Linked DNA regions of Mus musculus: all the other regions are linked to region 4. A link is a loop called in an ENCODE intact Hi-C map of the cell type or tissue named here. Cell type or tissue: left cerebral cortex. All regions are shown on one strand.

Region 1 (8,000 bases), 170 kb before region 4:
CCAGTGATCCCGAAAAATGAAATTAAAGCTAAGCCAACATCTACTGTGTTCCCAAATGTTTGTTGCCTACTCAATCTCAACTCCAAACAACAAAACAAAAGCAAGCGAGCAAACACCTGATCTCCTGGCACTGGATGACAACAGCTGGGCTTTCTTTAGATATCAAACAAGACCTAACAGAATCTTATCATATGAAAACTCAGAACAGTGCCGACTAGCCAGCCATAGAGGGCAGCAGAGTTAAAAGAGTAAATTGTAAATACCAGAGGGTGAAGTGAGGGCAGGAAAAGTTAATGGGCGGAGAGTAAGGAACCATGAGTACCAAAGAGAAAGACAAAGCTTCAATGAATGAATTAATCCAGCAGACACTAAATTTGTGCTGCTTGGCCCCCACTCCTAACTGCACATGAGGATCACCCTGGCAGTTTTAAAAAACAAACAAGCCTAGATTCCACCTTAGACCAATTAGCAGACTCTGAGGGATATAGGCCAGGAGAGGATATTTTTTAAGCTTTCCAAGTGCCTAAGGAGGACTATACTGTGTAGCACAGTCCTTAACACCCAGACTCTACTGCATATGCTACAATGTTAAAAGCCAAATTAAAAAACAAAGCAAAGCACAAAAACCTATTATTTCCCAAATATATTATTTTGTAGCTAAACCTTTGACTCTAAAACTCAAAGGGGCAATAATAACCTAAATACAATCATCACAGGCCTTTATCAAGGAGAACATTATTCCTACAGGTGGAAAACAGTAAGTTCACAGGGGTTAAACAGCTAGCCCCAAGCGACTGTGAGTCATCACTGAAGCAGGGAGACAATTCAAATCTGCTATTTACAGGACAGCGCTCTACTCCAATGGTCTCACCAACTTGTTAGATGTATTTTCCTAATTTATCACTTTACTCAATTAGATGATTCCAAAAATAACACAGAAATTAATAAAGATGACCAAAAAAAAAAAAAATGAGGTGGGGATATGATCGTAAATAGGAATTCTGAAGACGTTAGCCTTAAAGGAGAAAGATTTTCCTCATATGAAGACTAGCACTAGACACAATATTGAGCAATTTCTCTAAGTATATTCTTTAAAAGTTTTTTTAAAAATTATTTCTTGTTGAAGGGTTATGACAAGTTAGAAAACAGTCCCTAAACAACTGAAATGTTATAGCCAGTTAAAGCATTTCTCTTAACTTGTGCAGATGAATTTCAACTTTACCTTAGTATTTTTCCTATTTACAAAAATGTTGTGTTTGGATAAATAACTGAATATCCATGAACCTTAAACGTTAAAAGAGTAGTAGTAGTGGTGCCCCTCCCCAAATCAACTTAAAAAAAACCCTAATTCTGTCACAATTCACTCAGAAGATCACTACCTCAACAAAACATGTGCATAGACTTCCCCCTAATTCTAAGCAGGCAACTGCAAGCTAACTTCAGTCAGCATTAATGTTCTGGCCTTAGTTTTTCAGAGATCAACAATGAAACTGAATGATTCTCTGAAAGTTTTTTACCTCATCTTTTTTTTTTTTAATTTGTTTGTTTGTTTGTTTGTGTGCGGGTGTATGTCTGTAAACCCCTTGTGTGCCTGGTGTCCTCACAGGTCAGAGGAGGGCTTTGGATCCCCTGGTACTGTTGTTACAGATGGGTGCTGGGCTCAGAACCTAGGTCCTCTGGAAAAGCCAGTGCTCTTAACCAGTGAGCCATCTTTCCAGCCACTCTTTATCTCAAGAAGAGTTCAATCTCAAAATCAGTTTCTGCTCCTTGCTGTTTACTAAGAGAAATGTGTGTCTGTATAGTCATAGTGACTAATTTGATTCCTTTTCTTGGTAAGAAATTATTACTACAGGCTGGATAGATAGACCCCTAGGTTAAAAGTATGTACTGCTCCCAGAGGACCGCAGCTCAGTTCCTAGAACCTAAGTTAGAGCTATTCACAACCACCTGTAAGACCAACTCCAGGGCATCCATTACCCCTGGGCTCTACAGACACTACTCATACGCCCGCACACATAATTAAAAGTAATATTCCAGGAAAGCTTTTATTTAAGCACTACTAACAATTACTCATTTAAAATATTTTAACCTGTATTTCAAACACAAGAGAATGGAAGCTAGCTTGCTTTGCTTATTTCCAGGCACTTAAATTATTTCATTTACTCTCTCCAATCCTGGGAGATAGTATTATTCCCACTTTACTGATAAGGAAAATAACTCAGAAAGATCAAAAACTTACTTTCTACTGTAACGACCTCTCCTGGCCAGACTTTCTCAACCATACTACTTGAAGTTTATGTAAAATGAGTTACAGCAAAACTACTGGCATTTGACCAAAGTCCCAAAGTCAGAAGAAACACCATCTAGATAATCACAGGTCCGAAACTAACCTGTTCAAACCTCAAAAAAAAAAAAAAAAAAAAAAAAAAGATATTTGTGAAAATACACTGAGCCCCAGACTGTTAGATAACAGCATAATAGCATTACTATAGTAGATTGAAAAGGCACATAACAAGAATTAATGACACACAGTTTTTGGTTGTTCCAATTGTCATAGGCAATATTGTCTTGTTTTGTTTTCAAAGATAATTATTTGAAATACTAAGCTGTCTATACACGTAAAGGAGCTATTTTACCAAGCCAATCCTTTCAGAAATTTAAACCAAAATAGGCTAAACACTGAAAGATGACCTATCTTAAATAACAAGTTCCTGAATTGTTCATTATGAAATAACAAGTTTTAGGTAAAAAAATTACAACCTACAAGAACACAAGTTTCAAGACCAGAAAAGGTGATTCACATATACTGATCCTGGTTTTATTTTCTAGCATCTAGCCCTCAGAGGAACTTACACTATTTATTTTTAACATTTTCAGCCTTAAAAATCATGCAACCCACTCACCTACAAGGTTTTGCAAAAATAAACTGAAAAGGTTGGATTGTTTTGTTAATCTTACTCAGAGTCTGTTTCTAACAAAACTCCTTGGCACCTTTCCAGTTCAGATGCATGTGGACAAAGTGTAAGCAAGCAGGTTGGTTGATATAAAATACTTGAAAGATCTTGGATGCCCATGGATATCTGAATCACTCCACAACCAGTGAGATTGTATTTCAGAGCAGTTAAGAAAATTTCTCTTTCATACGAAAGGGTTTTCTGCTGTTGTTTTTGCTAAAACCCACAACTGGGGGAAAATACTACTGACAGAAAAAACTCTCAACACGGTGGTATCAAGGGCACTGCCAAAGCACCAAGTAAGACAACTCCATTAAAAAAAAAAATCACTTTTCAAGCATTTTGACAACTGGATTTAAAGCAGTTTTTCCTGAGGATTTTATTTTCAAGTAAAAAGTTTTACTTCCTCAATCGAATCTGCATCAGTTTATCATGAATAATACCTTATGGGGAACACTATACACGCAAATTTCAATTTCTTTCTACTACTGACCAAATTCTGTATGTGAAAACATTGGCAGTTCCTGCTACATCTTCAACCAAACATCAGGTAACTTTGAGTCTGATTACTGATTCTGTGGATTTCTGTCCGTCTTAAAGGCAAAATCTACTACAGAGGCATCTCAAGACTAACCAGATGTTTAAAATTCAATTACTAGCAGAGGAACTAAGAAGTACAACACTAAGAAGAAGAAAACCACGTTAGCAAATTAGATACATAAGAAAAATGCTAGTATCGAGACTTCAAACTAAAATTAACAGGATAAACTAATGAAAAACAAAGGATAAAATAACTCTTAATTAAGTATAAAAGCTTAAACCTCTGAGTAGCAATTCACTATCCTAACAGGTAGGACAGAGTTATTTTAGGCTATGGCTGCACTCCACTGACAGTGCTGTATCAATTTGAACAATTCTAGTATGGTAAAGAGCAATAAAGCAACAAATGAGACACCACACACCTAACATAAACTATTTTCAAAAGTCTGTGTGATTCTACCAGTGGTATATCCTTAATTCAGAAGCACCCCGAGAGGCAGATGTAGAGTTTAAATGGGGTTCCAAGCTGTTGCTGGTCAACTGTTGATTTGATCTAGGGTTTTCTTTACACTCCTTGCCAAACTAAGTCAGGATTCATAGACTCAAAGACAAATCACAACCAGATTGGCCTTGAAAGGGATGCTGGATCTTTGTCAAAAGAATTGAAAAATCTGCTGATCATTTATCTATTTTGGCATGAGCCTTTCTTTTATTTCTTGGCCTTGTGACTCATTCTCTAGGTTTCTATCAGGTTGCAAAGAATTTCTTAAATATCTAGGAACATAAACATCTTTTCCATTAATGACATCTAGCTCATAAAATGCAAAGACGTAAAATTATTAAATTAAAAGCCAGTAATTCTCAAAGAATAAGCAAGAACGCCAGTAAACAACTCATGAAAAGCCTCCAAACCGGGTGAGAAAAGAGAGCCAAAAGGAGTGCCAAGCACTCCTGCGAGGCATTAGGCACGGATACCAATCTGAATTACTTACAAAACCTTACAAAGTCCTTGGAAGCATAGCCGCGCTAACCAAGTTCCCGTTCCACGGCAAAGAAATTACTCTTCCTTCATAACCTCTCCAAAGACAATCGAGGTCTTCTGAGGTATAACATTTACGTCTAACGAGACAGTAAGATCTGTCACCTGGTCCCGGTTTTAAGCTAGTTCTATATAGCTACGTCTAAAGGCCAGCTAACTCGGCAGCAGTTTGTTTGGACCCTGGATGTGACAACTGAGGGACAAACAGAGAAAGAGAAGAACTAGCTAAGCTTGGAGAAAACCAGGGTTGAGGCTCAGCGAGGCAGGGAGTCGAAAGACTGGACGAGGGAAGGGAGCGCAGGTACCTCTGGGGACCCTGAAATCGCCAAGGCAAGGGCAGGCGGGGCAAGCGCGCAGGTGGGAAGGGGAGTAGGGCTTGCCCCGGGAGCGCGGGCCAGGGGCGGCCGGGGGTTACCTTTGAGCTGGGGCAGGGGGTGCAGCTCCGCCTGGCTGCCCTGGCTGCGGAACTGCGACGAGCCCTGAGAGCGCTTCTGCCTCTGCGCCTTGCGCACCGATTTCCGGGTGAAGCCGTCCACTTTCTCCGAGGCCGAGATGGCGGCGCAGGCAACTGGTGCGGGCGGCGACGGCGACGACATCTCGGCGACCCGGGCGATCGGCGCCTCCCGCGGCGGCTGGCCCGGGCAATCGGCGGGGGACGGGCACGGCGGGCCTGCGCCCCTGCGCCCCGGGCCCCGGCCGCGCCGCCCTCGCGCTCCGCGAGCTGCTCCTCACCCGACAGCGCCTCACGGCCGCATCCCCGCGCCGCGCGGCCGCCTCCCGGGGCTGGCGGAGGGGAGGGCGGGGGCGCGCGGGCCGCACAAGTTGCTGACGCCCGGCGACGAGGGCGGGCGGAGGCGAGCCCGAAGTTTGGACGGCTGGGGCGAGCGCGCGGGTGCGGACGCCGGGCGCGCCTCGCGGCCCCTTAGCGCGCGGAGTCCGGACAGGTCTTCAGCGGCTGCCGCCCGCGCTGTCCGCCCGGCCGGGAGCCTCCTCCCGGGGCGCTTCCATCGCGGGTCCGCGCGAGCCGCTGCCGAGCGCTCGTTCTCCTGTCAGCGATGGCCCCTCATCGCCCGGGGCGGCCACCCGTACCCCGATCCTTGGATCCTTGGATCCCTGGAGCGTCGCCCTCGCTCAGCCTCCCGCGCCCACCGGCCGCCCACGGAGCACGCCCGGGAAGCAACTGCTACAACTTGAGAGGGTGGCTGGTTCGGGTGAGGGGGGACTCGGTGCGCGTGCGTGCGCGCTCCCGCGGCCCGGGGGAGGTCCTCGCGGGGGGTGGAGGAAGGAGTTTGACTGACAACTTCCGCGGGGTCCCACTAGCCTCCGGAGTCTCCGGAGGGGGCCGGGGCGGGAAAGCATGCCAGTGCCCTCGGCCAATCGCAGGGCTAAGCGGCAGACGGGGGTGGGGGCGTGGCCTCCCGGCTGTCTATCAAGAGTCCATAGCTGGGTGGGAGGGAGGGGCTACGTGACAGACGCGGGCCACAACCAATCGCAAGTGAAGGCAGTGAGCGGGGTGCCTTGTGCGTCACAACTGTAAAGGAAAGCTCTCGGGAGGGAGAAAGGGGAAACGCCGCGCCGCTGTCGGCTCTTGTGTACGCCTGCGCTAGGCTCCAGGCTGGGATTGTTCTCCAGACAGCGCGTTAAGAGGGAAACTACACAGGCAGCTCAGAAAGCAGAAGAGCGTCCTCCCTCTCTTTGCGCCCTGCTTACCAATGAGAACATGAAGCGAGGGCCGGGGTGCCCAAGAACACCAAGCATTGCGTCAGTCGAACGGGGGCGGGGCCAAGGTCGTGTCAGAGCAACGTGATTGACAGGCGAAGGAGCCCCGGGAGAGAAATGAGCTTGTCCAATCGGAGCGCGGGGCTACGTTCTTGGGCGGGCCTTCTCCTCTCCGGTCCTAAACCGCGTAATTGGTGGTTGGGGAGTCCATTTGTAGCTCCCGAGGTCTTGGCGCCGCGGTTCGCTGATCGCTGATCTCGCGTGGGGTTTGGGCAAGCTCGTCTCTACCACTTCAGAGAGCTCTGCAAGTCTAGGCCCTCTGAAAAGAAGTTTCCCGTTTCGAACTTAGCCCAAGTTTAACCTCTTCTGCTGAGGCCCTTCAGTCATCTGTAGTCAAGTTCAGATTAGCTGATTTGGGGAATCTCTTCCTAAGAGATTCCGTCTAAGTTTTATATTTAAAGCCAAGAACTGCTCATGTTAGCTTTGGGCATCCGTATGATGCTTCAACAGAAAGTGATCCCGCCTGCCCATAGTGCCCCCTTTGCTCTGCAGTCTCTTCTGCAAGTCCCACACCTTTTCCTTTTGACATAAAAACGGAGGTTAAGTAGGCTGGCCTAATGCTTGAGGAGGATCGAGAAGTATGCAAAAGTAGAGTTCTAAACCTACACTCAAAACATTTGCTTAACCAAATTATATAACAACAGAAGAATGTATAACGGAAATATGGTGTGTATACACATATTTTTCCACCATAAAGAACGAAATAACATGTAGGAAAATAGGTCCAACTGGAGATAATCATATTAGGCTGAATAAGCCAGTTTCAAAAACATAAATATCTTGTTTCCTTTTGCTTGCGATTCCTAGATTTTACATAGGTACATTAAATCAAGAATTTGCGAAATAAAAGCTAAGCATAAGAAGTTGTCCAAGGGAATTAAAGGGATTAATGGAAGGGGAATATGTTTGATGTACAGAAAAGACTTGTATGAAATTTCTAATATAAAATTAAATATAAAAAATAAAAAGTTGTATACAGCCTTCCCAGTCAAAGAGGCTCAGATTGCAACAACAACTAAAAGACCTTTCTCATCCAATCAGATTAAGTTGACTAGCTCATAATGTTCAAAGCTTTTTATTTTAACAATTTGCAAATGATCCACCCATCATAATTCAAGGGTTTCAAGATCACTGCCAGCTGGCCTTTCAAAAGGCCATTTTTACATATATTTCCAGATTATAATATAATTAGATCATTTCTCCCTTCCCTCCAAACCATCGTTCTTGCATCTTTCAAATTCATAGTCTCTTTTTCTTTAATTGTTTATGTATGTATATATGTATGTATGTATGTATAGAAAGATAGATATATTGCTAAGTATATAAATAAAACCTCTATCCTTATAATGTTACCTGTATGTGTATGTTTCAGGGGTGACCATTTGGGATTAGATAACCACTTAGTGTGCTCTTCCCTGGGAAAGACTGTCTCTCCAGTTCTCAGCTTTTCCTTAGTTGCATGTAGTTCTTTGTCTTATTGCCTGGTACCTACAGAATAGAGTTCAAATTCAGTCTGACTCCTGACTTGCCAGGCACAAACCCCACTAAGAATACTTTCTTCTCTTCTTCCTCCCCTTCTTCTTCTAGTTAAGGTACAGTATTCCACAAAGTGGTCATTCTTTCTTGATACTTACAGTTGTCCCAACATCTTGAAATGATCCATCTCATCCCCGTTTGTTGAACCCTGT
Region 2 (8,000 bases), 210 kb before region 4:
TCCTGGACCATTTAAAAGGTCTTGTATGTGAGTCTTGTCTTTTCCCTCCCCAAAGGATGCTGTTAGGAGAGCCAAGGGCTAGTAGTCCTGCCTGCTCTCACTTCCCTGGGTCCAGGCAAGGGAGGGCCCAGAAGTGGTTAAAAAAAAAAAAAAAAAAAAAAAAAAAAAAAAGTGGTAACTGCCTGTTCTGCACCTAGACCAGCGTGGTTAACTATATTGACCAGAGACCCGCAGCCGAGAGGAGTGCTCAGTTGTTCTTTGTGGTCTTCGAATGGAAAGATCCCTTCATCCAGAAGGTCCAGGACGTAAGTACTGCTAAAAGTGGTTTTCCTCTATCATCACAAGATGTCCCAGGGTGATCGTTGCAACAGGCAAGAGATTCCAAAGCTCAAACATGGGCCCTTCGGGTCCCAGGATGGAGTCTGAGACAGACATATTTTGCTGTCACTCCTGACCCTCAAGTTTGGCCCAGGCTTTGTGTGAGGGGTGAAGGCTTGAGGCTTACGAAGATGAAAAGGGTGAGAGGAGCCAGTTTGTAGCTGTGCACTGATTTTCTTGAACCTGATCTACCTGTTATATAAGAGGCTTCTGGGCCAAGTAGAGCCTTTGAAGTCCCTTGAATCATGCAGGCTGAGGTGTGCCTACTGTACATATGTAAACAACACGGGGTCATCCATCTCAGGCCACCCCACTTATCCTGGCTTACAAGTGGATTTTCTTTTTTCTTTTTCTTTTCTCTTTCTCCCTCCTTCACTCCCCTCCCCCCTTTCTTTTCTCTCTTCTCTTCTCTTCTCTTCTCTTCTCTTCTCTTCTCTTCTCTTCTCTTCTCTTTCCTCTCCCCTCCCCTCCCCTCCCCTCTCTTCTCTTTTCTTTTCTTTCACACAGGGGAGTTTGAAAATGTAAGAACCCTGCCTGAGTTTGGAGAGGGGGTAGACTGTGTGGAAGAGCACTTATCTAGCATGCACAAGGCCTGCAGTCCATCTATTAGCACTGCAGAGAGATAACAGGGTATTTAATGGGGGCCAAGCTATTTCTTTACATCATACCCGACAGTGAACAGCTGTCACAGGGCTCTGGGGGATAAACAACTTTGTTGAAGGAAAAAGGGTTTTGGCCGAGTGGATAGAGAGAGTGCTGAGTCGGATTAAGTCCGGATAGGAGAACATCCCAGAGCAGGAAAGAAGGAAGGTGCGTTGGCCTGGTGGCAGAGTCCCCAGGATGAGTGTGAGGGGACAGCTGAAGGCTGAGGTAGCTGAGATCAGACAGAGGGACCAACCTTGAGGCTGAGGTATAGTTTAGGGAAATTTCTTTGGGTCACTTGTTAGATTAAGCACAGTATGAATGTCTTATTTACACAAAGATTTTTGAGGCGGAATCCTTTTACGTGGAGGGGCTCACAGTTCCCTTCTGAGCAGTGGTAGGGCAGAAGCAGCATGCGTCTCTGTTGGCTCCAAAGTCTGAGACAGACAGAGTCAAGGCTGCCGCCAACCAGCAATCCCGGTCTTGTCTGCCCCACAGATAATCACAGCCAATCCTTGGAACACCATCGCCCTGCTCTGCGGGGCTTTCCTGGCGTTGTTTAAAGCAGCAGAGTTTGCCAAACTAAGCGTGAAATGGATGATCAAAATCAGGAAACGATACCTTAAACGGAGAGGCCAGGCGACAAACCACATAAGCTGAAGCGCCCGTGCCACGGCACTCCGACAGAGCGAGACACCAGCAATCCTGAACTCACTTGAAGGGACCCTGCAGGGAAGGACAGTCCCGTCCATCGCACTGGAGGCTCAAACCCGGCCCGGGAGGGAAACGCCCAGTGAATAACCTGAAACTTATTTAAGTACTTAAATTATTAACGGACATCTTGCAGAGCTGCCTAGTGCCTTGGAGAGGTTCCTCCTATTTGGTCACTAAATAGTTAAGGCTTCTTCTTTCCCTTAGGGCTTTTTTTCTTTAAAGCGGACTGATGTGCCCTGTACGCAGAATTCCTTTTAGACCATCTACTGTTACTTAACAAGAACTTGTTAGAGCCTAGATTTGACTTTTTTGTTTTTCCTTAAATGTAGCCCCGCTGTAATCACTGTGTAGACCAGGCCTTCCTCGTGCCTTCCCATTGCTGAGACTAAGAGCCTACATCACTCCCCGCAAGCTTTACACGAGACCTTAAAGGCTACTAGAAACTTGTGATTGTATTTCTGATGTGCTAGAAGTGCTAGCAGAGGTATATACAGTAGGCACCTACTTAGTGTATCTTGATTTCATTAACAGGTAAATAAGGTTGGGCAAGCACAAAAGGGATGGGAGTGAATACCCAGTAAGCCAGCGGGCAGCAACGCTGGACGCTGATGCTGTATGGCCAGCAAACCCAGAAGGTAGTGTAAGTCTGGACCGCAGCATAATGGCTCTGACTCAGCACACATCACTGCCAACAGGGAGGTAAGCTGTGCACTGTCCACAGGTGGCCAAGAGGGATGGCCACACCACATGAGCTAGTCCCTGCGTCCTACAGAAACACACACCTAAAAGGGTGGCCTTTAGGGCTTTGATAAACAGCACCTCTACATAAAACCAAAAACTCTATAATAGAGTTCCACATGTGGCCAGAGGTAACATTGAAGAACTTGTAATTATGCCTTAGGGAATCGGAAGGGAAATACTCACAGGTATAAGGAGGACATTTTTGTCTCTAAATTAGCAGCAAGAAACTGTTTTGCCCAAATCCCTAGAAATAAACTTGTACTGTGAAATATTCCTGCTACCTTTGTCTCACATATATACAAGAATTTAGATTTTTAGCCTAAAACTTTTATTATAAAACACCATTTTAGCACAAATGCCAAGCATAAAGCATCAGTGACATTAAAAATATGTGAAGGACAGAAAGTCGAGGGGCAGGGGTGCAGTCCAGTCACAGGATGTGTGCTTACCACGCAGGGCCCTTAAAGTTCACAGTTGCATAGCACTTCAGTAGTTAAATATCTGCCTCAGTGAACACTAAAGCTTTATTTTCCTGTATTGTGAAAGCTGAGCTGCTTTTAATTTTGCTTTAGATAACTAGGAAGTAATTTTTGCCTATTCATAGAATAAAAACCCGACTTCCACTTTCTGGAAAGGCAACCCTGTGTTTTGTTTTGTTTTTTTTTAAGATTTATTTATTTATTATATGTAAGTACACTGTAGCTGTCTTCAGACACTCCAGAAGAGGGCATCAGATCTTGTTACAGATGGTTGTGAGCCACCATGTGGTTGCTGGGATTTGAACTCCTGACCTTCGGAAGAGCAGTCGGGTACTCTTACCCACTGAGCCATCTCACCAGCCCGCAACCCTGTGTTTTGTGTGGGTCGCCCAGGGCTATTCTGCAGAGGCCTAAAGGGAGCAGCCTCATTGGACTGCAACAATGGCCCTCCCTGGGATGCCCACTGCTTGAAAAGAGAGCAAAAATTACAGGCCACTGTATTACAAGGGAGTTTGTCCAGAGGTCATGGAGGCTGCTGTCACAGCAACAAAAAACCCCTGTGACCCTTCTAAACTGGTGTTTAGTTGAAACCATGTTACAGTCTCCCTGCCTTTCCCAGAACTGCTACTGCCATGGATTCTGAGATTTCCCGTTTTAGTTAAAACTAGCTTTAATGTTAAACTGTCCTAGAACACGGAGGGACAAGAAGCTTGGGATTTTATGAAAAGATCGGTTAGATGGCTAGACTCCTAATCCCTGGACCACAAGCAACCTAATTCTAATTAGAGTACATCCGTAAGTTATAATTCTCTAATATAAATATCTTCCAGAGACAAAAGAGCAAATGACATAAGGCAAAATACAAACATAGACTTTATTAAATGCTGCTCAATCCTCAGTAAAGATCTCTCATTATAAAACAGTTTTCCATACAACTGCAAGGCAAGAGGCTGGAATGGTACTGGTAACAACAGTGTGAAAAATACCTGACCAGGTAAAAACAGACAAAGCTTCTACATAGTCAGCTCTGAGGACACCTGCTGCAGTTCCTTTAAATAAAGCCAGGCAGTGACAGCTAGCAGTCTGCATCACACTGTGGGAGGGACCCAGAGCTCCACCCTGCAGGCAGGCAGGCCTGGGGACTGGCAGGGTGAGGACTGGGAAGGCCCTGCCTCCAGCCTTGGAGGAGAGGAATGAAGGAGGTGAGCCTCGGGTCCACCCGTGGCCTGTGCTGCTCCGCACACGCTCCGGGGAGCCGCTGCTGAAGGGGGGATTTGGGAACATCAGAATTTTGGTTTACTTCCCCCCCCCAACTTTAATACTTTGTGCTTCAGAAGCCTGGAAATGTCAGATGTTGTAAAACCCAGAGTATGGCAGTGTCTTTAATGAGGCTGGGCTCTTGTCCCCTGCCCACACCTCTCTAGGAGAGGTGAGGGAAGGGCAACCCCTCCGCTTATCTTACGAGGCTCTTTCCTCAGATGTACTCAAGGTGTGCAGCACCAAGGTGTGCAGCACGGTGAAAACACATGATAAAGGAAGTGTGCAGAGGACGGCTTCATCTGTGTGTGCAGCACAACCGGGCTCAAGTCGCAACACACGCTTGCCACTCCCACGATCACCTCACTCAACAGAGACAGTGACACAATCCATGATTAGACAGAGTTTACAATATACTGTGGCCGTGATACAGCACAGGGCTATGTTTTAGTCCATAATTCTTTCGCTTTTACGCTTGCCAGGAAAAACTGGCCTCCTAATTATATTATACTGATGAGGTCTGCTCTGAAGTTTTTATATATTCAAAAAAAAAAAAAAGTGTACAAAACGACCGCCCAGCAGGGGGAGCTGATCTTTATTTGGCACTGGTACTGCTGCGAATACTGTGCATGTTGTAAGCATTGTTCTGTTTCTCTAGAGCCTTCTTCAGCTGCAGCTCCTCTAGTTTTTTCCACAACTCTTCCCGTTCCAGTTCTTTCTTCTTCTCTCTGTAGAGAGATCAGCAGTTTTAATGGGAAGCTCAGGAAAGACACTGGTTGGTGGCTTTGTGGGGAGCGAGCATTACAATGCCCGTGGCTTCTGTGACACGCGTGGTATTACATGGCACTAATTCACCGTAGTCACTCGAGGCCTCTAGGTCAGCTACAGTTAACACTCAGGCCTCCTAGGGAGAGGTAGAAGCCCCACCCTTCCATACCAGCAGAAAGGCAATCTACCCACCCGTCAGTTTATGTTCAAACTGAGTGAGCTTTAAAACTAGATAAGTAAAGAAAGTACAGGCTGTAAAGGAGGGCTTTTATTTCTAGGTCTTGGTTCCCACACACCTCTCCTGCCTGTTGCTTTGTGGACTTGGATCCTGGTTCTAATTTCTACCTGAACCTTGTGAGGTTTTTGTTTGTGTCTTCCTGGCCTTAAAATCACAGAGCTCTGACTCGCTTCCTGACAGTGTGCTGACTTCAGATACCACTCTCTGATGATCCACAGCACCAGGACTATCAAGCTCTCGGGAAAAATCTTATGTCTCAGCTGAGATCAGGACGAACACGATCCGCACTTAAACCACAGTCTAACTGTTAGAGGAGGAAAGTCTTAACAAATTTATAAAAATACCGGGATTACTTTCCTGGACAATGGCTGTAGTGCTCAGAGGCTTCCAAATGATAATGCCTAACATATTCACCATAGATCCACCGACTAAGAGATGGACCTTTCTGAACTGAAGAACACAGAATTTTCAAAACTCATCAAGTACCTCTGTCTTTCGGCTTTGTAGGAACTAGTAAGGTCGTCAAAAAGCTTGCCGTTCATCTCCATGAGGGTTTTCAGCACATTGTACACCAGTGCTACAATAGTCCTGAAAGAAAGAGAAGACAGTTCTGGGTTAGAGGCCAGCAACACTGAATGCATAATTAATGCCAGATGCTAGAACTAAAGTGGAAACAGTCTAGTCTCACAGGCCAGAGATTCTAATGTTTACCCTCTTCCTATGTAGATACAATATTCTGGTTCTCTTCATGTGAGTTTTGTAGTCTCATCCTAGACCCTGGGTAGCAAGATAAAAATGTCACAGAAGTCGGAATGTCTGAATGCCATGTCTCCCTTTGGTCCTCAGTTCCTAGCTTGGGGAGGCCGGATACAGCTGGCTCAGCCGATGGCACTGGACCGCAAGCTGGTTAGACCATTTGCTGAGGAGCATCCATAGACAGCTTTATAAGGATAAGCAGTATCTACAACTATGACACTCACCTTCAGTATAGGTTACAGATCTGTCCAGGCTTCAACTAGCAAAGTAAAGACACGTGAAGTACACGCCTGTGATCTCAGCGCTGAGGCTGAGCCAAGAGTTCAAGGCTAGCCTGTGCTACTGAGACTGTATGTTAAATGGAACCCAACAACAACAGAAACTTACTGATTCCAGTGTTCTTTGGAAATTTTATACAAGCTGGCAAACATGATTGGCAGGATTTTATCAATATTCTCTTCAATCAAACTAAGAATATATTCATTATTCCAGAAGTACAGTGCTCTTTCTGCAACCTAAAAAGACACCAGAAACCTCAAAATCCGCAGGAAAAAGGATGGCACAACAACAGAATGTCACAGAGAAAGGAAGCTGGTACCTGGAAATGAGAGCTGGAGACGCACTTGGATATCTGCTTAAAAAGCGGCTCTTCAATTTTTTTGAATTGTGTTGGTTCAATGACATCTAAGATCTCTTCAATTTCTCCTAAAAACATCACCTAGGTTTAAAAAAAATTTTTTTTCCTTTTAAAAAATTTACAAATGATGCTAATGTAGACAAGGCAAATCGGTACATTAGGAAATGGGTACAGTTCACAGAGCAGGTCAAGATTGCAGTCCTAATGTAAATACATTTATTTTTATTATTATTAAAACCCACCTCTTTCTGACTGCATGTTTTTGGCCAAAATTTCAGCAGTCCTCTGATCACCTACAAAAACCAGCAAAGTTTAGAATGAATTCAACAACTGGGTGTGTGGTACACGTCTACAATCCTAGCACTTGGAGGTACCCAGGCAGGAGAATTCCAAGTTCTAGACCAGCCTGGGATACAGCCAGACCTTACCACTTCTACTAGCTAGACTATCCCAAGATATTTCACTCATCCTGACGTCAAGCATTTAGCACTCAGTACATGAAAATCCCTACTTAGCTGTGGACTTGAACCTGGGCCGTGCCAGACACTGCTCTAGGTACTACACGGCTGGGCAAAGTCTGTGGTCTTCATGGAACGGGACCAACGTGAGTGGACACTTAAAGAACAAGAAAATGATGTCTGGTGTGAAGGAAGTTAATCTTCGAGAACATTTTTGTTTTTCCAAGACCGTATAAGTAACTGGTGGTTGAACCCAGGGCCCGGTGCATGCTAGGCCAGCACCCTACCAACTGGGCTCAAGCCTCAGCTCATCACAGCTAACAGATAATTCTCATTATCTAGAGTGCCCGAACCTGTTTTATGGCTGACAAAATCAGGGCAAACTGAGATGTTAAAAGGAGACCATCTATTTCAACAATTAGGCCATGCATATCAAATTTCAAGCACCCCTATGGTTAGCCTAAATACATGAATTCTAGTCCTTCAGTTTCAGTACTTATATTTGAAGTGCTTAAAAAGCATTCTACCGAAACACTCATTTTACTTAAGGGTACAATCAGTGGTTTGTATAGTGAGTTGGGTGAGCTCAAAATCCCAGCATTTAGGAGGCTGAGGCAGGAGGATCACAAGTTTGAGGCCAGTCTAGGCTAAATACAGTTCTAGATCAGCCAGGCTAAAGGTTACAGAGTTCATTAGGGCTGAGCTGCTGAGCCTTCTGCTCTCACACCGGCTCATCTTAATCATTTTTCTCAATGACTAAGTATTTCTAAGACTGAACTCCAAACTGCTGGAGGGGAGGAAACACCTCTAATCTTTTTATTTCTGAACAAAACTCAAGGGAATGGTTCTGGGACTCGGTGTGTTCTCACCGTAAGAAGTGACAGAAGGATTGAGTGAGGAGAGCTAAGAGTTCACCGTTGTCTCTGGATCTT
Region 3 (8,000 bases), 250 kb before region 4:
GATAAGCACAATTCAGGTGAATGCCAGGCAATTGTAGCATTTACTATATAAAAATTACTATACTATGTTGTGGATATTACTATATAAATTTTTGTTTGTTTGTTTGAGACAGGGTGTCTTAGTCAGGGTTTCTATTCCTGCACAAACATCATGACCAAGAAGCAGTTGGGGAGGAAAGGGTTTATTCAGCTTACACTTTCCACATTGCTGTTCATCACCAAGGAAGTCAGGACTGGAACTCAAGCAGGTCAGGAAGCAGGAGCTGATGCAGAGGCCATGGAGGGATGTTCCTTACTGGCTGGCTTCCCCTGGCTTGCTCAGCCTGCTCTCTTATAGAACCCAAGACTATCAGCCCAGAGATGGTCCCACCCACAAGGGGCCTTTCCCCCTTGATCACTAATTGAGAAAATGCCTTACAGTTGGATCTCATGGAGGCATTTCCTCAACTGAAGCTCCTTTCTCTGTGATAACTCCAGCTGTGTCAAGTTGACACAAAACTAGCCAGTACACAGGGTTTCTCTGTGTAGCCCTGGCTGTCCTGGAACTCACTCTGGAGACCAGGCTGGCCTCAGAACTCAGAGATCCGCCTGCCTCTGCCTCCCGAGTGCTGGGACTACAGGCGTGCTATAACCAGGCCCACTTTTAACATGCTGTGGTCTTCTGCACAGAAGCATGAGCACAGGGAGGGGCCTTGATTCTCCAAGTCCATCCACTAAGCTTCGGCAACTACCAAGAGCAGGACTCAGAGATGTGTGCAGCGCACACAGATGCCCAGCTGACGAGTCCACAGAGTTTGGACTTAAGTCTGTAGGCAGTGAAAAGCCAACAGAGGCTCCTAAATAGGGTGACCCAGAGAGCAGTTGGCTACCAAGCCACATACGCTAATTAATAGGCTTATTAAGAAGTTTTGTGGGCCAAGGAGCTTGTTCAGTGGTAAGGCATTTGCCTAGTGTGTGTGTGTGTGTGTGTGTGTGTGTGTGTGTCGGGGGTTGGGGATGTCTACATTCAAATCCAGAGTAATAAAAGAAGTCTGATTAATCCAGAGACTTAAACAAAACAAACAAAACTAAAAACAACTGGGCTCAGTGGTACACACCTTTAATCTCAGCCCTTGGCAGTCCTGTGAGTTTGAGGCCATCCTGGTCTACCTAGAAATTTCCAGCCTAGACAGGGCTACATAGTGACACTCTGTCTTGAGAACCAAGAATAAACCCCACAGAATGGGAACGGAACGTTTTGACAAAGGCTTATCCGGCTTACAGTGTCGTGAGTGAGGTCTGCTGGATCCAGTGACATCTTGGCCACACCTCTGCTGGAGTCCTTCCCGGCCAAGGCATTGTAGGGGGCTCCTCGTCCATAAAACTCTGCAGCAGGGCGGAAGGAAGAGTGTGGGTATGCATGGATGGAAGCCAGGGGTTGGGGGGTTCTCCAGACTCCCCAGTTCTTGGAAAGGCTATAGTTCTGAAGATGAACTTCACAGGGCAGATGGGAGGCCCAGGCAAACTTATGGTGTTGCACCTACCCAGAACACACCTGTCAGCTGAGAGACTGCAGAAAACACTCAATGAAGTCTCTTTAAAAACTAAAATGTAGGGGGCTGGAGAGATGGCTCAGTGGTTAAGAGCACTGACTGCTTTTCCAAAGGTCCTGAATTCAATTCTCAGCAACCACATGGTGGCTCACAACCATCTGTAATGGGATCCGATTCCCTCTTCTGGTGTGTCTGAAGACAGCTACAGTGTATTCATAGATATAAAGTAAATAAATAAACAAACCTTTTTTTAAAAAAATTAAAATGTAAGTTATGCTTAATGATGCAGGCCTGTAGTCAGAGCTAGAAAGGAAGCTGGTGTAGAACTGCAAATTCAAGACCAGCCTATGCCTGCCTCAAAATAAGTATTCTTAAAGGGGGAGAGAGGCTAGGGATGTGGCTCATTGGTACATAAAGCCCTGGGTTAAATACTGTGTGTGTGTGTGTGTGTGTGTGTGTGTGTGTGTGTTTGTCTATTTATCTGTCTGTCTGTCTGTAGGGTGTATGTCTGTAGTGTGTCTCTCTCTGTGTGTATATATATTATATATATGTATATATATGTATATGTGTGTATATATACATATATATATATACATATATATATATGGAGAGAAAGAGTGTGTTTATATGTGTGCCTGTGTGTCTGTCTTTAGAATGTGTGTATGTCTGTGTGATGAGTTTGTCTCTGTGTTTGTGTGTGTGTGTATAGTTTGTTTGAAAGTGTGCCTATGTGGTGTGTTTGTCTGTGTGTGTCTGTCTGTCTACCTGTATATAAGGTGTGTGCTTTTGTGTGGTCTCTGTGTGTGTGTGTGTGTGTGTGTGTGTGTGTGTGTGTGTGTGTGTGTATGTATACACAAGCATAGACAAGAAGAGCCTCCGGTCTTAAACATCTCAGGAACTCAAGTCTTCTACCATGTGGACTTAGAGGAGTAGTGAAAACCCACCTCCTGGTAGTAGAGTAGATACAGTCAGGGAAGCTACTGCATGGTACTGAAAGGTTCTGCCACTTCTACAACAGCAACTCTTAGCCAAGGGACACTCTTCTGGCTTCTAACAGAGTGCTCATGGGGTTTGAACACACTGCCCTTCAAGTAGAAATGAGGCATCAATGGAGCACTAAGTCCATGGACCTGTTTTGGTGAAACCCTGACAAGGCTCAGCTCCAACCGGCCTTGCAGAGGGAAGGAAAGGCCTTGCCTGACAGAACCCCTGCCTCATCCCTCCAAGCACCTGCTCTGCCCGAGTTCCCCAGAAGTGATGAGCCACTTACCCTTCCCAGAGGTGACATCGAACACCACTCCCTTCACTGCCAAGTAGATGGGCTGATCCTCCTGGAAAGCAGGGGGGGAGGTGTGAGGAGCAGGGGAGAGGCCTGAGGCACTGAGGAAGTCACTGGTGCAGAGGGCAGCTTACACCACAACCCCATGGACTGTGGTGACCTTTCTTCTTGTGAACCTGGACCTTTGTGGTGTCCTCACATGCCCTTTGCCACCCTTTCAAAGGGTATTAATGGAACATATACTCCTGTCTGCTCTCCAGAAAGAGGGGAAGACATGGCCTCCCCCACCACCACCACCACCTGGGAAGGGACATTGGAATGCCTTTTCCAGTTCAGACTTTGGTCAGTAGCTACAAAGGGATTGAACATCGTTTTGGCAGCTGGCACCTCAGAGAGAAGAACACAAGACAGAAGAGCCTGATCTAAGTTCTAAAAGTTGTAAAGTTACCAGGCAGTGGTGGCGCACGCCTTTAATCCCAGCACTTGAGAGGAAGAGGCAGGCAGATTTCTGAGTTCAAGGCCAGTCTGGTCTACAGAGGACAGCCAGGGCTACACAGAGAAACCCTTTCTCGGGGGTGGGGGGGGAGTAGTGAAGAATCAGATAATCAAAAAAGACTTGTGTCACCTAGAAGTGTAAGAGGAAATAAACTGTATGCTTCCCAAGTTGCTTTTGGTCACGGTTACTGCATTGTATCACAGCAACAGAAAGCCTATGACACAGGGTCAAACCATGAGACCTTGTCTCAAGAAAGGAAACAACAAAAATGTAATTCCAAAATTGTACACAGGGACTTTGAAGTTAAGCTGGAAGGACCCTAGATGATGAAATACTCCCCTTGTGGGTGAGGCTATTTGTTGTGCCTATGTGCACAGGTCTGTGCCTGCGTGCGTGCAAGTGTGAATGTGTGCGCGTTGAGACACCGTCTTGCTCTGTAACCTAGGCTGGCTTTGAACTCAGTTCTCCTGAATGTCTCTTGAGGGTTTGGATTCCAAGCTTGCCTCACCACACCCTGCAGAGTAAGGCTATTTGGGCCCAAGGAGGTTGAATTGGGCATAGACTGAATCAGAGAAGGCAGGACCAAACTTGGAGCTTTGGAACACAAGGCTCCGGTCGCCTTCTCGCCCTTGACCACTAGAGGGCACTCTTAGCCCAGAGAGAACTTCTGGGACTGTAGGGGCGAATGAGTGGGGTGGGGGGGGCAAACTTCCTCAACCTCAGGGCTCGTACGACAGGAAGGGACCTTCACTGTCCTTCACCTGGGACACGCCGTGGCCTGCCTACCTCTGGCTAAGCAGAGGACGACCACAAGTGCTCCAGCGGCTCTAATGCAGGGCCACGGAAGAACTGGGCAGAGAGGAAGTAGGTGGAGCGTGGGCACAGCCGGCAGGAGGACTTAGACATTGGTCAGAGCTCCTGTCCCTCACCAGTCTCTGGGCCCAGAGCGGAGCCAGACCTGCCCTCTGTGCACCTCTTCGGAAAAGAGGAAAGCTGCGTGGGTGTTTTGGTTTGGTTTTAGGGTTGTTGTTGTTGTTTTGGTTTTGGTTTGTTTTCAGAGAAAACTGCTCTGAGGGCATGGTCTTCTTACTGCCGGTAGCACCCACGACCTATTTCAGGGTCATGGAACAGGGATTTATCAACAGACTAAAAGGGATGGGAGAAAATAATAGAACGTGAAAGAAAATGGAAGTGCCTGAATGTGAGCTTTTCCTCAGCACACTCTCAACTTTTTATAATAAGGTCAGCAGGCGCAGAGGCTGGTTCAGGGTCGCTGTGCCAAGCACTTTGTGTGTCTCCATCTCGTCTTCACAAGATGCCTGTGTAGACGAGGTACTCCCTGTAGCCGTGGGAGGGGGAGTTTTACATATCCATCCAGGAGTGAAGTACTCAGCCAGGTGTGACAGACAAGGCTGAGATCTGCAGTCAGGTGACTCTACCTGAAGGACTATGTCACAGTCTTTCAATGGCCCGCCCCCAATCCATTGAAAGGCCAAGAGGTTCCCCCAGGAAAAAGAAACTCCACCTAGTAGGGCATGGTGGTGCTTGCTTTAAGATCTCTGTGAATTCTTCAAGCACCCTGGTGTACATAGTGAGTCCAGGACAGCCAGAACTACATAGGGAGACCCTGTCTGAACACCACTCCTGTGAAGAAAGGAGAGAGAGAGAGAGAGAGAGAGAGAGAGAGAGAGAGAGAGAGGAAGAAGAAGAAGAAGAAGAAGAAGAAGAAGAAGAAGAAGAAGAAGAAGAAGAAGAAGAAGAAGAAGAAGAAGGAAGAAGAAAGAGGAGGAGGAGGAAGAGGAGGAAAGGAGGAGGAGGAAGAGGAGGAGGAGGAGGAAGAGGAAGAGGAGGAGGAAGAGGAGGAAAGGAGAAAGAGGAAGAGGAGGAAGAGGAGGAAGAGGAGGAGGAGGAGGAAGAGGAGGAGGAGGAAGAGGAGGAAAGAAGGAAAGCCCTTCTCCTGAAGAATTCCAGCCTCCTTCCAGGTACAGCCTGCCTAGTCAGACAGCCCCGCCATCTGCAAACTGCTGTAATAGTATCCCCCTCTCTCTGATGTCAACACCATACAGTTGAAAATATGGTCCCCGTGGTGCTTAGTAACTTGGGCCAAACACACAGCACAGCAAGAATCCAACCCGGGATACCATTATAAGCTTTAGCATGGCCAAGTATTGCATCACAGAAACCATGATGCTAACTGGGCGGGGGCAGAGGTGATGTCCTGTGACTGCAGTCAGACCAGACCCATTTCCAACATGCTCTGCTCTGCTAACTCTGCCCATAGCACTCCTCTGTTTCAATCATCTCCTTGCCTGATTCTTCCCACCTCAAGCCTATGGCTCTCCAGAGTTAAGTCTCCATCCACAATATGAAATAGAAAAATTAGGGTCTTTTCTCTGTCCTCATTCTGGAGTCTGTGTGTGTGTGTGTTTCCTTGGGTTCTGTGCTTGGGGGGAGGGGGTGTCAAGACCCTGCCCATACATAGATGAAAGCAAACAACTCGGCAGAGGGCTGCACTCACTCGTTTTCTGTCACCACAGTCTTATGCCACTGCTGCCAGCTTTCTTATTCTAGCCCTAGCCAAATATTTCTTTGCTAATACAAAAATATACTTCTCTCTACCTACACAACCTGTCAAAGTTACCTAAGATTCTCTTTCCTATCCTGTCTTGACAACTGCTAATAAATTCTAGTCAGTTATAACCAATCAATAGTGCTCAATTCTGTCAGAAGTTTGTCAACTATTAAGTTTATGACGGACAGAATCCCCAAAAGCTTCTAACGGTTTCTCCCACAAAGTCTCAGAAGATGTGGACACAGCTACTGGATTGTGATGTGACAATCACTGAAATACGCAGTGGACAAGACTGGATACTCTGAGTCACATGACATGGCTAAAACCAAGGTAAGCCAATCCTCATGTCACACACATCCACTCCACAGAGAAAAAGCCCTGTGACTTCTGCACCGGAGAGCCAGACTGACTCTGCCCAAGTTGCCATGGAGACCACAGAGAACTGTTGGCTAGTGGACTCTCTCATTTTTTTAAATAATACACAACTGATATATAACCGATAGACTATTGTTTATTCTTTCTCAGACTTCTGACTACATTGACAGCTAGAAAAAAACTAAACTCTGTTTCCATTAAATACTTCATATTTCCTCTTCTTGCTATGCCACTGTCCTGATATTATCTGAGCTCCTATAAATTTGCTTAACTCTAATAAAACATTCCAGTATATGATCCAACTTTTGAATCATGCTCCTTCTGCTCCACAAAAGGCTCGTCTTAAAGACTGCTCGTGTGGTTAACTCATGTTGCTATCTCTTTTATAAACTTGTAAGCTACAGGAAACCCACTCAGATCTACCTTTCATGGATCACATAGGCTCCGTCCAGATCCGTACATCGGCTGTTCCAGCGGGTGGGATTCCTCTGGGTTTCAATTGGACATCTTAAAAAACTGTTCTTTCTCCCAAACATACTTAATCTTTTCTCTACCTATAATAATGTGTTTCAACATCTTGTCAAGTCCAGGCGCTTACTATACCCAGGACCACTCCAGAGGAGCAACCTTCAGATGCTCCAATCTCCTCACAGACACAGACTCTACTGGACCTGTTCCTTCCGACCTATCCTCAGATGGCTCCACAGGCCCTGGACAGCAAGGAAGCAGACCGCTCTCTTAAGACTAGACAAACATCCCCCATACCCATCCCTCTAGGTTCCCCAGAGACACGCCGCCCCAATGTCAGCATGAACCAGCCAGATATCACATCCACCCTATTTCTGCTTCACCATCACCTCTTTCTAAGTTTGTTTGTTTGGTTGGTTGATTGGTTGGTTTTTTGTTTTTTTTTTTTTTTTTTTTTTTTTTGAGACAGGGTTTCTCTGTATAGCCCTGGCTGTCCTGGAACCCACTTTGTAGACCAGGCTGGCCTCGAACTCAGAAATCCGCCTGCCTCTGCCTCCTGAGTGCTGGGATTAAAGGCTTGCGCCACAACACTAAACCAAAATGGGGGAATGTTCGTATTCTGTCTGGATTCCACCCTCACTGTTCCTGGCAGCAGTCAAGTATGTTCCTCCCCACAGTTACCTAGCAACAGCCAGGTAGACCTGGCCCACTATAAAAGGGGCTGCTTGCCCCCTCCTCGATCTCTGGTTCTCTTACCCTTGTCCCCCTGTTCCCCCCTCTTCATTCTCTAACCCCCTCTCTCCATGTGGTCATGGCCGGCCTTCTCTTCTCTTCTCTTCTCTTCTCTTCTCTTTCTCTTCTCTTCTCTTATCTTCTCTTCTCTTCTCTTCTCTTCTCTTCTCTCCTCCTCCTCCTCCTCCTCCTCTCTCTCTCTCTCTCTCTCTCTCTCTCTCTCTCTCTCTCTCCTACCCTCTTAACTCCCTCTCCATGCCCTAAATAAACTCTATTCTACACTATACCGTTGTGTTTCCCTCAGGGGGAAGAGATGAAGAGATGCCTCGGCATCAGCATGGGCCCACTGAGGCACCCCCTCCCCCCACACCTCACCACACCCCCATAGAACATATATTAATACCACTTTATCTTTTTATGATGACAACACTCACCATCTCTTTCGCCAACAACAAATGACCAAGATCTGGTCCTCTACCCACTAGAAACCCTGGGTTCTTCCCCAGCCAGTCTGGGTGCCCCGATGCAGAGTGCTCCACATAAACCA
Region 4 (8,000 bases):
TAAATAAGCACAACATGTTATATTTATATTTAGCATGCATGCATATGTGTGTATGCAACAATAACAAAGACAGAGAAGCCATGATTTTGAGACCAGGGAGGGGTAGAAGGCAAGAGTAAAGGGAAAGGGGAAAAGAATATATGTTATATATTTTTTTAATTTATTAAAACAAAGGCAGGGCATGGTGGTGCATTCCTTTAGACTTAGCAGGTGGGAGGAGAGGCAGGTAAATCTCTCGTAAGTTCAAGCCCAGCCTGGTTTACATAATAAGTTCCAGGTCAACTAGGCTACTTAGAGATCCTGTCTCAAACCAAACCAAACCAACAAAACCACACTTAAAAATTCCCTTAGTTGGGTACGATGTTTCAGTGAGTATGACACCTGTTGCCAAGCCTGAAGAATTGAATTCAATATTCATAATCCACATGGTAGGAGAGAACTGGGCTCCCATAAATTGTTTTTGATCTCTCCATGCATGCCATGTGTGTAACATGGGCACACATGTGGCGGTCAGAGGACAACTTGCCGGAGTAAATTCTTTCCTTCCATTGTGTGGGTTCCAGGGATCAACTTCAGGGCATCAGGAATGATAGAAAAAGCTCCTTTACTCACTGAGCCATGTTGCTGGTCCCTTAATCTTTTCCCAGTAATTCTAGATGTTACTAAGGAAACAGCCTAAACATGACTATCATGTATGTTAACATGAACTTAGTGAGCAAGATAGTCAGGAAGATAAAAATGCACTTGCTGTGCAAGCTTGGCAGCCTGAGTCTGGTCACAAGAGACCATGGTGGAGAAAAATGACTTCTAAAGGTTGTCCTCTGATTTTCACACATGCACACCAACACGAGCACACCACACATAACAGGAATAAACCGGTCACTGAAGGATGACTTGTCCAAGTCTGCTCAGAGCTCCCTACAGCGTAGGAAATCGATTTCCCCTGTGTCTCATTCACCAGAAAATGCTGCTGTATGCTCAGTTACACGTGCAGAAAAGAACTTTATCTCCTAAATGCTTCTCCTTCAGAAGTTCTCTTGGAATTCAATGAAATTTGACACTTTAATGTCATCTGGTCCCCACACACAGAGTATGGATTGAAGAATGCACTGTTCAGTCACAGTAGTTTAGCAGTTACACTGTCCCCTAAATATTTATTCAGACCTCACATATAGGAAAACTGCATTAATGAGTTTAATGGCCACTTTCTTTTCTAGAAAGAGGATGTACTATGGTCATGTTTCGAGCTTCTGTCTACTACACATACGACTACAGCAGCACAACCACACACATGGGTGGTAAACTGCAGCAGGGTCAGGGCCTAAGATAGTCTTATTTGCTGGCATGCTTGATCCATATATTGCAAAAAGGCAGGGCTGCTGATGGGCTGGGGGTCTTATAAGCTGAACTTGACTTCCCACATGCCCGATGATGCCTTCAATGATGTAAGTTGCATCTACTCACTTTCCACAAGCATAGCAATTCCCCACCCCAACGCCACCAGCTACCGAGTGACTCACTGGGCTATATCCAGGAAAGGAGGAAGGAACACCCCCAGAGCTGCTGGCCATCCTCAAAAGGTTGGGAAAGAGATCAGACCGATATTCTATAGGGAGCAAGAAGCCAGGAGAGACTAAAACAAGGCATCATGCATACCCGAGGATGGGTTCTGGGGTGTGTGGCTTAAACAATCTTAGGAAGTAGTCTACTTTTTATTTCTGAAGGTTCCCATCTTTCTACAAGATCAAAGGGAACAGTTATTCTCTTCTCTTGAGATAAAACTTTTTGCAAGTGTGAATTTATTCACTTTCGTTTGCTTAAGAATGTGAACCCACATTCTTGAAGACTGAAAAAATTTTGCAGTTAAGATGCTTGTTTAAAGTAGCTAGTAATGACTCAGTTTTTTTTTTTTTAACTATTGTTTTAAAGCAGTGGTTCTCAACCTTGCTAATGTTGTAACCCTTTAATACAGTTCTCCACACGTCGTGGAAACCTTTACCCTTTAAAGTTTTCATTGTTACTTTATAACTGTAATTTTGCTGTTATGAATTGTAAATATCTGATATACAGGCTATCTGATGTGACCCTCAAGGGAGTTGGGACCCACAGGTTGAGAACTACTGGTTTAAAAGCTGCATCTGTGTTTATTCTACATCAAATTACTGACCCCCAAAACACCAGGGTGCCCTTAATCTTCTGAATATATTTCTATCACTCAAAGTGACTTGCTTCTTTTCTCCCAAGTCCATATGACTCTGACATCTTGGTGCTTATCTGTAGCATGTAGGACTAGCAGCAGGCCTGCCAGCCAGTGTAGTCCCCGTATAACAGTCTTTGCTTAAGCATTTGATGACTGAGAGTGCTTTGATGTTTCTCTAAAAAAATTTACAAGTCATAAATACAGAAGAGCAACGTACCAGATCTAGCAAGCACCCCCAAAAATTTAATACTAAAGGTGTATGAATTTCATCACCATGTTTACGGTAAGGTGTCTAAAACATCTAGAAGAAAGTAACTAAAACTCCATCCATCTTTATATTACCTATTTTCATTAAAAAAATAACACAAACTACCCTTTCACCTTTTATAACAAATGCATATATGCTCAGAAAGCTGAATCTTTACCATGTTCTCTATTCTCACCAGAGTTTGAGAACCATTGCAGTAGGGCTAAGTAAACTATAAACAGTTAATACCAAAGAAATTAAGAGTTACATCCATCTTTTTGCCTAACAAATTCCTTAAAGAGAGATTTGATTCTCCCTACTGTTAAGAGCCACTCATGTCATGAATGGTGGCTCATGAACAGTCTATAGTCCTAACACTTGGTAGGCTAAGGTAGAAAGATCATGTATTCCAGGCCAACCTAAGTACACACAGAGATCTTGCCTCAAAAGCAAGCAAATACAGTAACAACTGCCTATTTACACATACACTTCTCTAAAACCTTACCACAGCAGGAGCAAGTCCTTTTGAATTTTGTTTCTTCTTGGGCTTTGAAGGGGTTTGCTTGTCTGCAGTATTGTGAGCTCCACTGATTTGATTCACTTGTCTATAAAATCCATCTGAAAGGTTCCAAAGATTTTAATGTTTTCTGATTTCAAGCTGAAAGCAATATTTAATCATTTCTATAGAACCTCAAATTTTGTGATTTTTGACTAACTAGTATAAAAACAAAACCGAAAAACCCCGAAGAGACTCAGTAGAGGTAAAGACACTTGTCACCAAGCCTGATGACCTGAATTTGATTCCCTGCTCACATGTTCAAAAGGGAAAACAGATCCACATGCGCTGTGGTTGTGTATACACACAATGAAAAAGCAAACAAAGTTTAACAAAACAAAAAAACAAAATCCCAAAGAGCCCATGGTGAGTTTAATCACACAAAGAAAGAAAAACACAGATATAGTTATAGTTTTATTCTTAATGGCTAAAACACAAACAATCAAGGCACCCTTCAGTGGATGAGTGGATACAATGTGGTATTCCTGCCCAAAGAGTAATTCTGTGCAAAGAGAAAGATACGACATGACTCCATTTATGAAAATCTGGAGAACCACGGACAGTTATAGTGGTAGCAAGGCTTCGTGAGGAAGTAGAAACACCAGAGCAGACATATTTTAGGGCAATGAAAGTACTCTATATATTACAATGGCGGATACATGTCATATATTTGTCAATATCCATAGTATGTGTAACATGAAAAATAAACCCTGATACAAATTATGAATTAATTATGTATGAGCCAATGCTTAACAGCTTAAAAATGTACCAACTGAATGACTGCAAAGGCTGCATCTGTGTAGGTGTTCAGTATATATGAAATTCTCTGCACTTTAATGCTGATATAAAATTAAAACTGCTCCACTGCCAGGCAGTGGTGGCGCACGCCTTTAATCCCAGCACTTGGGAGGCAGAGGCAGGTGGATTTCTGGGTTCAAGACCAGCCTGGTCTACAAAGTGAGTTCCAGGACAGCCAGGGCTATACAGAGAAACCCTGTCTCGAAAAACAAACAAACAAACAAAAAAAAAAAAAAACCCAAAAAACCAACCAGCCAAACAAACAAAAAAACCCAAAAAACTGCTCCACAAAAATAGTTTAACATTTTAAAATCAATACATAAATTAATAATAAACACACCAACGACCATCTCCTTTAATACCACCCTGTACAATACAAGCTTATATTCAATTTAATCTGATTTTTTTTAAAAGGCATTTTTTTGTGTGTGTGAGGGGAGTGGAGGTCAGAGGACAACTTAAGGAGTTCTCTCCTACTTGTAGGAACTGAACTTGGGTAGTTGAGGTTTGATGGATAGCACCTTTATCTGATGAGCCATCTTGTCAGGATAAAAAAAGGAAAATTAAAAGCAAACAAAAACATCTCAACCAAACCTTTATTCAGTGAACTATACATCAGTAGTTTTAATTCTATCAATAATTTAGATAGACGGAATTATAATTCAGAGACAATGTGAAACTAAGAACATCTATTAATAGCTTTGCAATAATCATTACCTTGAGACTTGAGCAGGAAGGGAACACAAGTGCCCCCTGCTGGTATCAGATGAAATCACTAGCATTTCATTTTATTTTGAGCATTAAGCACTTATTAAAATTAAGACAGAACTAGCTTACCTTTTTTGTTACACCTGGTGTCCCAGATCATAATGTTGCCGTCTCTCCCCCCTGTAGAGAACACAGCTGTGGGAAGAGGCCATCAAGATGTTGGAAACGAATCAAAGACACATTCCATTCCCCTTCCCCAGAGAACACATTCTCCAAAAGCACTGAATTTGCCACCAGAGATGATAGTAAGAAAACGACAGCGTAGCAACTGTTAGCACAGAGGAGAGCTTACTGTCTAAGATAGCTCACGCTCTACACAGTTCTCACACATTACCTCAATGTGCCTGCCAATCTAGTAGGTAAGCACTAATCTTCCTATTTTGAGGTAAGGAACGTCTAAAAGTCCTCTTTCTTAGCAGATCAAAGTACTACCTCTGGGTATGAAAGAGGCAGCAGCATTGAATAGAACACAGAATTCCCACTTATTTGTACTGTTTATATTTTAGGTAACAGTGGAAGCTAGGTATATAGCTTCAGTGGTACAGCATTTGCCTAGTATGCACAAGGCCACTGCAAAATAGGCACATTTACAAAATATTTAAAAAGGAATTCTGCTCCCTATATGGAAGAGTGAGCAATTAACAAACTGATTCAACTATAATAATAGCTATAAATTGAACAAAGTCCCATAACAACTACTTGAGAGCTTTGTGGACACTGAATAAAAACACCTAATTTTGTAGGAGTTAACAACTAAATCAGGTGATTAGATGGAGCAATCGAGGCAAAGGTAACCAAATGCCAACAGAGAAACCTGCCAGCTTCCTTTTAAGATAGAGGAAGCAGGAAAGAGACTAGGGGTGGAGAGGGGCTCTATCACAACAAGAGCTGCCCAAGCAGCAGGTGAACTAGACACAGAGAGAACCTTTACTTATGTCTTCAAACTCAGCCTCTCTGGATGATATAGTGGAGTTAACAAATTGACTGATAGATCCATTGCTCTCCCATATTAATTACTACACAACTCTGAGTAAACTAAAAACTGTTTAAATACACAGTTAAAAACAGAAAATTTTATGGTATATAATATGTTTTGAATAGTTTGCCCTCTTATCCTCCAACAAGGTAAAAGTAGGGCTCTACCTTCATCAAAGCAGCTTCTTTTGGCAGCAGATGGAAACTGTTTACATACAGAGAGCCACACTGCTCAAGATTCAAATAAGTCATGGTCGTATGCCCACCCTCAGTTGGTACATCTATAACATAACTCCTACACCCAAGACCCAGTGAACACTGCAGGAGCCAGAGTGTGAAAGATTCCGAGAGCCAGAAGGGCAGAATACCTGCTCTGAGATGGTGGCTTCTAGACGGCCACTGTGCCTCTGAGATCTCAACAGTGTGGCTGCCTAATCAAAACCTACACAATGACTATACCAGTTGACATGCTAGCATGGGTAGAGGGAATTTCATAAAGCTTCACCCTTAGATGAAGAACTATAGGAAAATCAATTTCCTCTATGGACCAGCCTCCCAATAAATTTCTAATCCCCAGGGGTCAGCCTTAAATACATGCACAAAAAAAGCAACATTAAATGGACTCAGTAGGTTGTACATAGTGGTAGGTCCAAAGGAAACTATTTTCCCAAATTCCAAAAGGCAGATGAGGCAAAAGGCTAACTGTGGTGCTTATTAGCATTCCAAAGCACACTTTGTCCTTCAGGTTCCCTTGGCATCAAAAGTACCTGTTACAATTTTCTAAGTCCTAGCTCTTCTCACCATCACTACTCTAATAAAACTTCCCCAGTTCATGCCCCCCCCCCCCCATTACTCACTGTCCTTATAATCCTGCTTTTTCAGCTATGTTCCCTCTGTCTAAACCCTTCCCACTTTGTCCCTCATGCTTTGCTCATGGCCGGGTCCAGTCTGCTGGCTGGCCATGTTTAGTCTACTTTTTCTCTCAGTTCTATTCTTCTCGATACCATTGGATTTTCTCTCTCATACCTACAATAAAAGCTTTCTAATACCATGGACTGGTCATATTGTCAGTTTGTACATATATACTTGCTAGTGTGGCCCACTTTCCCTCAGCCAACCAAAAATTCAAATTAACTTTCAGGTTTTTATCTCTAAACAGGTGTGAGCTTTATTATACTTCTGCTTAATAATGAAAAATTAGGAAAAAAAATTGTCAGAAGGTCTGCCCATGATCAAGCAGGAAGTAGCTAAAAGAACAGCAATATCCCCACAGTTACAGACGTCTGACACATACATACATACATATTTGAGAATGTGGAGTTACACACGATGAGCTGGAGGGGAGAGGTAGAAATACTATGAATATAATATTCACTTAGGAAATTCTCAAAGTTAAGTTTAAATTTAAAAAACATTCCTCAACTGTAGCAATACACTGGAATCCCTTGATGAAGTAAAACAGACAGACAGGCGCACAGATAACCTGGCTCAACTACTAGAGATTACCATTGAATTAGCATGTTAAAAAAACCATCAGATAACCAAAGATCACTAGTGTTGAGAACCACCAGTTTAGGATGAAGAACTGACTGGCTTTAAACAAGGTGAAGAATTAGAAAGGTTCAAATATATTTAAGTTTTTAGGAGACAAGAAAATACATTCACAGTTAATTTAAATTATCTACCAGAAAATCTAATGCTATTCCTCCTCATTCTGGCCAAAGTGCCTAACTTACCAGTCTTTAGAGGACAGCCATTCAGGGAGGCAAATTTCACTAGCACCAACTAGTATCCAATTAGGATTCACTACTATTCAATTAGGATCATTAGTATCTTGTTCATATAGGGTTGAATAAACTGGACCAATCAACTTTTTTACTATGTTAGCATAAAACTAAAAAAAAAAAAAAAAAAAAAAAAAAAAACCACATAAAACCCCCACTAACATTTATAGTCTCCAGGTTTTTTTAAAAAATGAGTACAGGGGCTGGTGAGGTGGCTCAGTGGGTAAGAGCACCCGACTGCTCTTCCAAAGGTCCAGAGTTCAAATCCCAGCAACCACATGGTGGCTCACAACCATCCGTGATGAGATCTGACTCCCTCTTCTGAAGTGTCTGAAGACAGCTACAATGTATTTCCATATAATAAATAAATAAATCTTAAAAAAAAAATGAGTACATACCTCATGTTTTTTTTTTTAAAAAAAGGCTCTCTTCAGACATAACATATTACATTACAGATGGTTATGAGCCACTATGTTGCTGGGAATTGAAGTCAGAACCTCTGGAAGAGCAGTCAATGCTCTTAATCGCTGAGCCATCTCTCCAGCCCCCTCCCTGGCCCCCCAACCTCATTATTATGCTCATAATTATTTTCCTGACTTAAATGGTGTTGGGCACTAACCTAATCAAAGTAACAAATGCAAAGTCATTTTAAAAGTCTAAAATAAAAGTTGT

Evidence for each region. Peaks named below come from ENCODE experiments on the same cell type or tissue, not always from the same donor. Only the 100,000 strongest peaks of a DNase experiment are listed, where the experiment ranks them.
Region 1: a loop joins it to region 4, with 5 times the contacts of the local background. A loop is called at or near these places in 23 of 42 quality-filtered maps.
Region 2: a loop joins it to region 4, with 6 times the contacts of the local background. A loop is called at or near these places in 19 of 42 quality-filtered maps.
Region 3: it touches region 4 in a loop (6-fold over the local background); 20 of 42 quality-filtered maps call a loop at or near these places.

Annotation. Positions count from the first base shown.
Region 1 is chr1:191,391,288-191,399,287 of GRCm38, forward strand. Ppp2r5a (protein phosphatase 2, regulatory subunit B', alpha) reads right to left here and starts at 5,754. Exons shown (of 13, transcript NM_144880.4): 1 at 4,949-5,754. The coding sequence starts at 5,129. In left cerebral cortex, a CTCF peak has its summit at 216; DNase peaks (open chromatin) are centred at 227, 3,007, 4,014, 4,534 and 5 more places; H3K4me3 peaks cover 4,334 bases; H3K27ac peaks cover 3,130 bases.
Region 2 is chr1:191,348,171-191,356,170 of GRCm38, forward strand. It overlaps Pacc1 (proton activated chloride channel 1), which reads left to right. Exons shown (of 8, transcript NM_025864.4): 7 at 198-305; 8 at 1,519-3,114. The coding sequence ends at 1,680. It overlaps Ppp2r5a (protein phosphatase 2, regulatory subunit B', alpha), which reads right to left. Exons shown (of 13, transcript NM_144880.4): 9 at 6,853-6,903; 10 at 6,572-6,691; 11 at 6,361-6,488; 12 at 5,704-5,805; 13 at 3,811-4,939. The coding sequence ends at 4,807. Among named protein-coding and RNA genes, the nearest start is that of Pacc1, 26 kb to the left of the region's middle. In left cerebral cortex, CTCF peaks have their summits at 3,142 and 4,812 (motif pointing right); DNase peaks (open chromatin) are centred at 4,091 and 4,811; H3K27ac peaks cover 404 bases.
Region 3 is chr1:191,308,659-191,316,658 of GRCm38, forward strand. It overlaps Nenf (neuron derived neurotrophic factor), which reads right to left. Exons shown (of 4, transcript NM_025424.3): 2 at 2,802-2,862; 3 at 1,261-1,364. Among named protein-coding and RNA genes, the nearest start is that of Nenf, 5.5 kb to the right of the region's middle. In left cerebral cortex, CTCF peaks have their summits at 3,935 (motif pointing right) and 4,144; DNase peaks (open chromatin) are centred at 3,965 and 4,188; H3K4me3 peaks cover 766 bases; H3K27ac peaks cover 652 bases.
Region 4 is chr1:191,558,473-191,566,472 of GRCm38, forward strand. It overlaps Dtl (denticleless E3 ubiquitin protein ligase), which reads right to left. Exons shown (of 15, transcript NM_029766.3): 6 at 4,639-4,704; 7 at 2,953-3,065. Among named protein-coding and RNA genes, the nearest start is that of Dtl, 13 kb to the right of the region's middle. In left cerebral cortex, a CTCF peak has its summit at 4,558 (motif pointing left); DNase peaks (open chromatin) are centred at 1,521 and 4,592.